Linked DNA regions of Homo sapiens: regions 1 and 2 are each linked to region 3. A link is an interaction called in ENCODE POLR2A ChIA-PET data of the cell type or tissue named here. Cell type or tissue: HepG2. All regions are shown on one strand.

Region 1 (2,500 bases), 170 kb before region 3:
GCTAGGCTTATATACTACACCTTTCCATGATAGCATCTGGTCATAGGGTTTTTTGTGTGTAAAGATTAAATGAGATAACCCATGTGAAAAGCTGAACATGGCCCCTGGCACATGGACAGTGTCAACATACGTTAGCTATTATTGTCATAGTTATTAGAGATGAAATAACCTGCCTGAGGCCACACTGTGACAAACTAGGGACATAAAAAAGTTGAAATTCTCTGCAATAATATAATAAGCTGCATTTAATAATGATTTAACAAACTAGATGATCAAATTCCCTTCCAGTGAGTAATGTTAAGTACCACAAAGAAGAGAGCTGTCCATAACTAACGCCATTGAAGAGAAAGATGATGGGTCATAGAGACTCCAGGCAGATGAACAAAGACCTGGATTCCAGGTGTGATACTTACAGTACCTAAATGTGTTACCACAGGCAAATCATTTGAAATCTCTGAATTATTGTGTTCATATGTATAAAATGTAAAAAATTATGTATCTCTCTCATCTACATTACAAGTATGAAATAATTTATGTGAAAGTGCTCTGAAGTATAAAATAGGGAAAGTGTGTTCTGCTCCAATTCTCATACCCAAATAAATCCCAGAGGGATTAAAATGTTACTGTAAAAAACACAAGCAAAAATTACTAGAAAGATATATAGGCCGGGCGCGGTGGCTCACGCCTGTAATCCCAGCACTTTAGGAGGCCGAGGAGTGCAGATCACGAGGTCAGGAGATTGAGATCATCCTAGCTAACATGGTGAAATCCTGTCTCTACTAAAAATACAAAAATTAGCTGGGCATGGTGGCACATGCCTGTAATCCCAGCTACTCGGGAGGCTGAGGCAGGAGAATCGCTTGAACCGGGAAGTCGGAGGTTGCAGTGAGCCAAGATCATGCCACTGCACTCCAGCCTGGGTGACAGAGTGAGACTCTGTCAAAAAAAAAATAATTATATATATATATATATATATATATATATATAGACATTTTAATATGAGAAAATTTATACAATTCTGGGATGAGGAGAATTTGTCAATGTGATGACAAAGAGAAAACATTTTACAAAAGTACTGAAGTTACCTCAAAAAAAGAGAAAATAGACTGAGCATGGTGGCTCATGCCTTCAATCTCAGCACCTTGGGAGGCCAAGTCAAGAGGATGACTTGAGCCCAGGAATTCAAGATCAGCCTGGGCAACATGGCAAGATCCTGTCTCTCCAAAAAAAATACAAAAATTAGCTCTGGGCGTAGTGGTGGGTGCCTGTGATCCCAGCTACTTAGGAGGCTGAGGTGGGAGGATCGCTCGAGCCCAGGAGTTCTAGGCTGCAGAGAGCTGTGTTTGTATCATTGCACTCCAACCTAAGCAGCAGGGCAAGACCCTATCTCAAAAAAAAAAAAAAAAAATGTTTGGCAGGGAGGAGAAAATCGCAGTGAATCTTTGTGAACTTGAGTTATACAATGGCCTCTTAGATATGACACCAAAAGCCAAAAGCACATGTGGAAAAAAGAAAAATTGGACCTTACCAAAATGACAAACTTTGTGCTTCAAAAGGTACCATGAAGAAAGTGAAAAACACAACTAAAACATGGAAGAAAACATTTGCAAATTATAAGTTTGATAAGTCTGGTGTCCAGAATATATAAAGAACTTTTAAAACTTGACAATAAAAAGACAAATAACCCACTTAGAAATGGGCAAAGGGCTTGAATAGACATTAATCCAAATAAGGTGTACCGATGGTCAATATGTGCTCCCAAAAATATGTTCAGCCTTATTAGTCATCAGGGAAATGCAAATAAAAACCACAATGAAATACCAATTCACACCCACTGGCATAGCTAAAATTAAAAAGCCAACTAATAACAGGTGTTAGCAAAAATGTAGAGAAATTGGAGCCCTTATCAACGCTGGTGGAATTGTAAAATAGCGCAGCCACTTTGGAAAACAGTTTGAACATTCTCAAAATGTTAAAACAAAGTTACCACATGATCCAGCAATTCTGCTCCTAGATATATACCTAAGAGAACTGAAATCGTATGTTCAAACAAAAACCTTTATTAAAACATTCATAGTAGGCCAGGCATGGTGGATCATGCCTGTAATCCCATCACTTTGGGAGGCTGAGGCAGGTGGATCACCTGAGGTCAGGAGTTCAAGACCAGCCTGGCCAACATGGCAAAACCCCATCTCTACTAAAAGTACAAAAAATTAGCCAGGCGTGGTGATGTGCACCTGTAATCCCAGCTACTTGGGAGGCTGAGGCAGGAGAACTGCTTGAACCTGGGAGTTGGAGGCTGCAGTGAGCCAAGATTGTGCCACTGGTACTCCAGCCTAGGCAACAGAGCAAGACTTTGTCTCAAAAAAAAAAAAAAAGAAAAAGAAAAAAAGAAAAGAAAACATTCAGAACAGCATTATTCACAATAGCCATAAGGTAGAAAAGCCCACACATCCATCTACTGATGAATGCATAAACAAAATATACATCTATACTGTAG
Region 2 (2,500 bases), 55 kb after region 3:
GTTTTCCATCTTGTTTTTGTAAAGTAGAAAAAATGTATCAGCACTGTATATATTAATCTGTATTCAGTGGAAGAGCAATTGATCAATTGCTAACTAATGCTAAATTGGATTTGCATTGCCCCTTTCCATTGAACAACTGTAACAGTTCTTATGTGCCATCCTATAATGACAGTCTCCCCTTGAACTGAAGGCCACAAGAAGGGTCCCTAGGGAGATAAATGCACCAACACTGCACCACTGCACTATATGAAGCTTGTACTTAGTGGCTTCTCATTATATGTGTGTATGCACATGATGATATTCCTATAAAATTTTCTGAAAGCTAAAACGGAGAGCTTCAGCATTCACTACTGTGTCATGCATTTCCAGCACCCTCACCTGCCGCCTGCTGCTGTGTGAACTGCATGGGCAGGGAGCCTGTCCCTTCCACTGGATCTTTCTTCTCGGCCCTTACATCAAGGCTGCTGCTGCTATTTTTTTTTTTTTCTCTTTCTTTTGAGACAGGGTCTTGTTCTGCCATCCAGGCTGGAGTGCAGTGGTGCAATCTCTGCTCACTGTAACCTCCACTTCCCAGGCTCAAGTGATCCTCCCACCTCAGCCTCTTGAGTAGTGGGGCTATATGGGTATGCCACCACACTAAGCTAATTTTTTTATTTTTTGTAGAGATGAGGTCTCACTAATATTGCCCAGGCTGGTCTCTAACTCCTGGGCTCAATCCTCCTGCCTAAGCCTCCCAAAGTGCTGAGATTATTGGCATGAGCCACCACACCTGGTCCAAGGCTGCTTCTTTCATTAAAAAATAAATACATAAATAAAAACAATGAAACTCTCATAACTATACTTCTACTTTCCTTGACCCCTTCTCAGCCAAAAGCTTCTCTAATGACCAGACCACTCTGGTTACCCTCAGGCTCTCTGGCTCCCACATCTCCCAGTCACACTTCAGTCCATGGCTCACCAGGGCTACCCCACTGCATGGAAAGGCTCTTCTTGTTATCAGCAGCTGTCTTCTACGTGCCATCCCAAAGGCACTAGCCAGGCCCAATTTCATCCTCTCCCTCCTGCCCTTGACACCTTTACTCACCTCCTCCCTGAAACTCACTGCCCTCCAGCTTCCGTGGCTGCACTGTCCTGGCTGGCTCTCCTCCCACTTTGCCCATTCTTCCTGTCTCTCCTTTAGGCTCCCAGTCCTCTGGCTTTTCTTTAAATATTGACATTTCCCTAGGAATGTGACCTTGGCCCTCTGCTTTTCTCAATGTACCTGCTCTCTCTAGTTCACGGCAGCCACCGTTGTAGTTTCCACTGACGTCTATGTTCAGGGAACTCCCAACCCCTGCCCAGACCAAACCCTGAGGTTCCAGCACACACACCCAAGGTCGGTTCTCAAAACTGAACTCATCACCTTTCCCCAAAAAAGATCAGCATCTTTTCTGTCTCTGAAGACAGCTAATTCCTGGCTAGAAACCTGAAAGTCATCTTAAAGCTGCTCCCTATTTCAACACACACCTTTATTCACACACCCAGCCCTGCTTCCCGGACAGTTCTTGAGGCCACAGCCTCTTCTCCATCACCACCCCAGTATTTCATGATTTCACACTGGGGTCCGGAGGCAGCCTCCTAACTGGCACCTGCACTTTCAGCCTTGTCCCTTCAAAGCCTGCTACAAATTTCTGAGCTCACAAAAACCAGAAACCTGCTCCTGCTCCTCAGAGGTTTTAGCAAAACCATGTAGTTTCCCTAAAGCACTTGACCCTAGGGTTCATCTAGAGGACTTGCTACTTATTGTACAGATCCCCAGGCCCCTCCCTAGTGATTCCGAAGCTCTAGGTCTGGCATAGAGCCGGGGAATCTGTATTTTAGTAAGTTCCCTCAATGATTGGCGTGACTATGCAAGGTCAGGAAATTCAGCTTACATAACGTGGTCTGGGCCCCTTAAAGTCACACTCAAGGATCATCATTTCCCCTCCTCCCTGGCTGGCCTCCCCTTTGACCCCACTCCAAAACAGTGTCATTATTTAGGCAGCAGGTCTGGGCCCTGACTTCTTTCATTCCCTCCCCAGCTACTCACAGTCATTCTTGTGGCTTGAAAAATGACCTGATGATGATGCCCTCTGCCCAGACCTCTCCGGGACTCGTTTTGTTTATCCTGTGCCAACTTCACATGGCCAGTTGGAAGCTCACTGGTATCTTAAACTAGGCTGGCTCTCACTGTCCCCTCTCCCTCCAACTGCCTCCCCCACCCAGCCTTACCCTTCTCAGCGAACAATACTACTTCCTACCCAGCTGCTCAAGCCAAAAACCTGGCTGTCATCTGACTTCTCTTCCTCTCCTCTACACAGCCAACTTATCTCAGATGTCTCCAAGACTTATCTCAACTCAAGTCCATCCATTTGTCCTTCTTCATGGCCACTGTCCCTTCACCCAGGCCGCTAAAACAATCTGATTCTCCCACCGCCACTCTGGCCGTGCCTCAATCTGTTCTCTACCCAGTAGCTAGGGT
Region 3 (2,500 bases):
ATGGTATGCAAATGCACCTTAGATATGGGCTGGCAGTTATAGTCACAGTCAAAAACGCAGTATATGTCGGAGTAATGGTTGCTAAGACTTAAAGCCATTAGAGTAACCAGAATGTGTTCCCATGTAAAGACCAGCTTTTGAGTTGATCCTACAGTCAGTGTTGGTTGACTTGCCTTCCCCACTCAGGGTCTTGGTTTAAAAGAATGGGTGTCATTCCTGACTGCTGCATCCCACTCTTATCTGAGTTCTGCTACCATTTACTCACCATCCACATGCATCCTACTTTAGAAATCTGAATGCTCAAATAATTGCTACACTATAAAAAGTGCTCAGGCCAAGCCCAGTGGCTCACGCCTGTAATCCCAGCACTTTGGGAGGCCAAGGCAGGTGGATCACTTGAGGTCAGGAGTTTGAGACCAGCCTGCCCAGCCCAACATGGTGAAACCCTGTCTCTACCAAAAAATACAAAAATTAGCCAGGAGTGTTGGCATGCGCCTCTAGTTCCAGCTACTCAGGAGGCTGGGGCATGAGAATTGCTTGAACTCAGGAGGTGGAAGTTGCAGTGAGCTGAGATCGTGCCACTGCACTCTAGCCTGGGTGACAGAGTGAGACTCCATCTCAAAAAAAAAAAAAAGAAAAAGAAAAGAAAGAAAAGAAAAAGAAAAAAGGTGCTTACGGCTATCTGACATATCCAGTGGCCTAGAACTCCAGGAGAAGGTATAGGCAATTGCTCAATACAACAAAGTGATGTTTGGGGCCATGTTTAGAGCTGTGTAGAACAGAGCTTCATATATGAAAGGTCTTTGTTTGGTCTGAAGCTTAATGGTATCACACATTGCCAACCCCCTATCCAACATACTGAACTCCATAGTTGGTGTTAAATGTCAACATCAGCCAGAGAATCGTTAGTTAGCCCTGGTGCTCCTGATGAGTAATCTTTGGTTTTGTAGCTTTTAGGTGAACTCCCTGTGTAATCCTATGACCATGTGTAGGTTCAGCATAAGTGAAGTCACTAGGTAAATATATATATTGGGCAAGGGACCGAACAAACCTCAAGGACAGTGATTCAAAATCCATAGAATAGTTGGGGGCTTGGAGGGTTGGGAAGGATGGAGAACAATCAGTTACCTAGCCCTCAAGTGAGTTGGAAAGGGAAACGTTTGAGAGCTAAGCCCTACCCAGGGTATTGTGGATTCATAGTCCTGTGCTGAGTCCTGGATTGTCTTACAGAAGGAGAGAAGCATCTGCAGCCAGAAGCCTTGAGCACTGGTCCAGCTTCTTCTCCTACCAGTCAAGTGACTTTGGGCAAGATACTTCACTTCATTGTGCCTCAGTTTCCTAATCTGTAAAATGAAGATAATAATTCCTATGTCTCCTAAAGATGCTGGTAGGATTAGTCAGTACTCAGTAAGTATAGCTATTATTACTACTAGTATCAGAGGTGTTTTTTTGTTGTTTTTTGTTTGTTTGTTTTTTAAGACAGAGTCTCACTCTGTTGCCCAGGCTGGAGTGCAGTGGCATAATCTGGGCTCACTGCAACCTCTGCCTCCTGAGTTCAACTGGTTCTCCTGCCTAAGCCTCTTGAATAGCTGGGATTACAGGCACATGGCACCATGCTCTGCTAATTTTTTTATTTTTAGTAGAGACGGGGTTTCGCCATGTTGGCCAGTCTGGTCTCGAACTCCTGACCTCAGGTGATCCGCCTGCCTTGGCCTCCCAAAATGCTGGGATTACAGGCGTGAGCCACCATGCCCATCCATCAGAGATGTTTGAACCCAAGTGACTCCATCTTGAATAGGGGCTGGGAAAATAAGGCTGAGACCTCCTGGGCTGCATTCCCAGAAGGTTAGACATTCTTAGTCTCAGGATAAGATAGGAGGTTGGCATGTGATACAGGTCACAAAGACCCTGCTGATTAAACAGGATGCAGTAAGGAAGCTGGCCAACACCAACCCAAACCAAGATGGTGATGAAAGTGACCTCTTGTCATCCTTACTGCTCATTACATCCCAATTACATTAACATGCTAAAAAACTCCCACCAGTGCTATGACAGTTTACAAGTACCATGGCATTTGTAAAGTTACCCTATATAGAAGTTATCCTATATATAGTCTAAAAAACTATAGGCTATATACTCTAAAAAACCCTATATAGAAGTTACCCTATATAGTCTGTTCCCTCAGTTCTGGGAAATCTCTGCCCTTTCCCCAGAAAACTCATGAATAATCCACCCCTTGTTTAGCACATAATCAAGAAATAACTATAAGTATACTCAGTTAAGCAGCCCATACTGCTGCTCTGTCTATGAAGCAGTCATTCTTTTGTTTCTCTACTTCTCGAATTAACTTGCTTTCACTTTTACTCTATGGACTTGCCCTGAATTCTTTCCCACGCAAGGTTCAAGAATCTGCTCTTGGGGTCTGGATAGGGACCCCTTTCTGGTAACACTAGTGGTAAATGTTAACTATTGTTAATTAAAATTATAAAATTCAGCATGA

Evidence for each region. ChIA-PET counts read pairs that join two places held together with the same protein. Peaks named below come from ENCODE experiments on the same cell type or tissue, not always from the same donor. Only the 100,000 strongest peaks of a DNase experiment are listed, where the experiment ranks them.
Region 1: POLR2A ChIA-PET joins it to region 3 with 8 read pairs; 3 of 35 experiments call an interaction of 5 or more read pairs at or near these places.
Region 2: POLR2A ChIA-PET joins it to region 3 with 5 read pairs; 4 of 35 experiments call an interaction of 5 or more read pairs at or near these places.

The regions. Positions count from the first base shown.
Region 1 is chr2:223,679,525-223,682,024 of GRCh38, forward strand. No RefSeq gene overlaps it. Among named protein-coding and RNA genes, the nearest start is that of SCG2, 78 kb to the left of the region's middle. In HepG2, no CTCF peak of the experiment used is centred here; no DNase peak of the experiment used is centred here.
Region 2 is chr2:223,907,381-223,909,880 of GRCh38, forward strand. The region is part of intron 3 of WDFY1 (WD repeat and FYVE domain containing 1); the gene reads right to left. Among named protein-coding and RNA genes, the nearest start is that of WDFY1, 37 kb to the right of the region's middle. In HepG2, no CTCF peak of the experiment used is centred here; DNase peaks (open chromatin) are centred at 1,211 and 1,791; H3K4me3 peaks cover 514 bases.
Region 3 is chr2:223,852,616-223,855,115 of GRCh38, forward strand. The region is part of intron 1 of LOC124907988 (a long non-coding RNA gene); the gene reads right to left. Among named protein-coding and RNA genes, the nearest start is that of AP1S3, 16 kb to the left of the region's middle. In HepG2, no CTCF peak of the experiment used is centred here; a DNase peak (open chromatin) is centred at 946.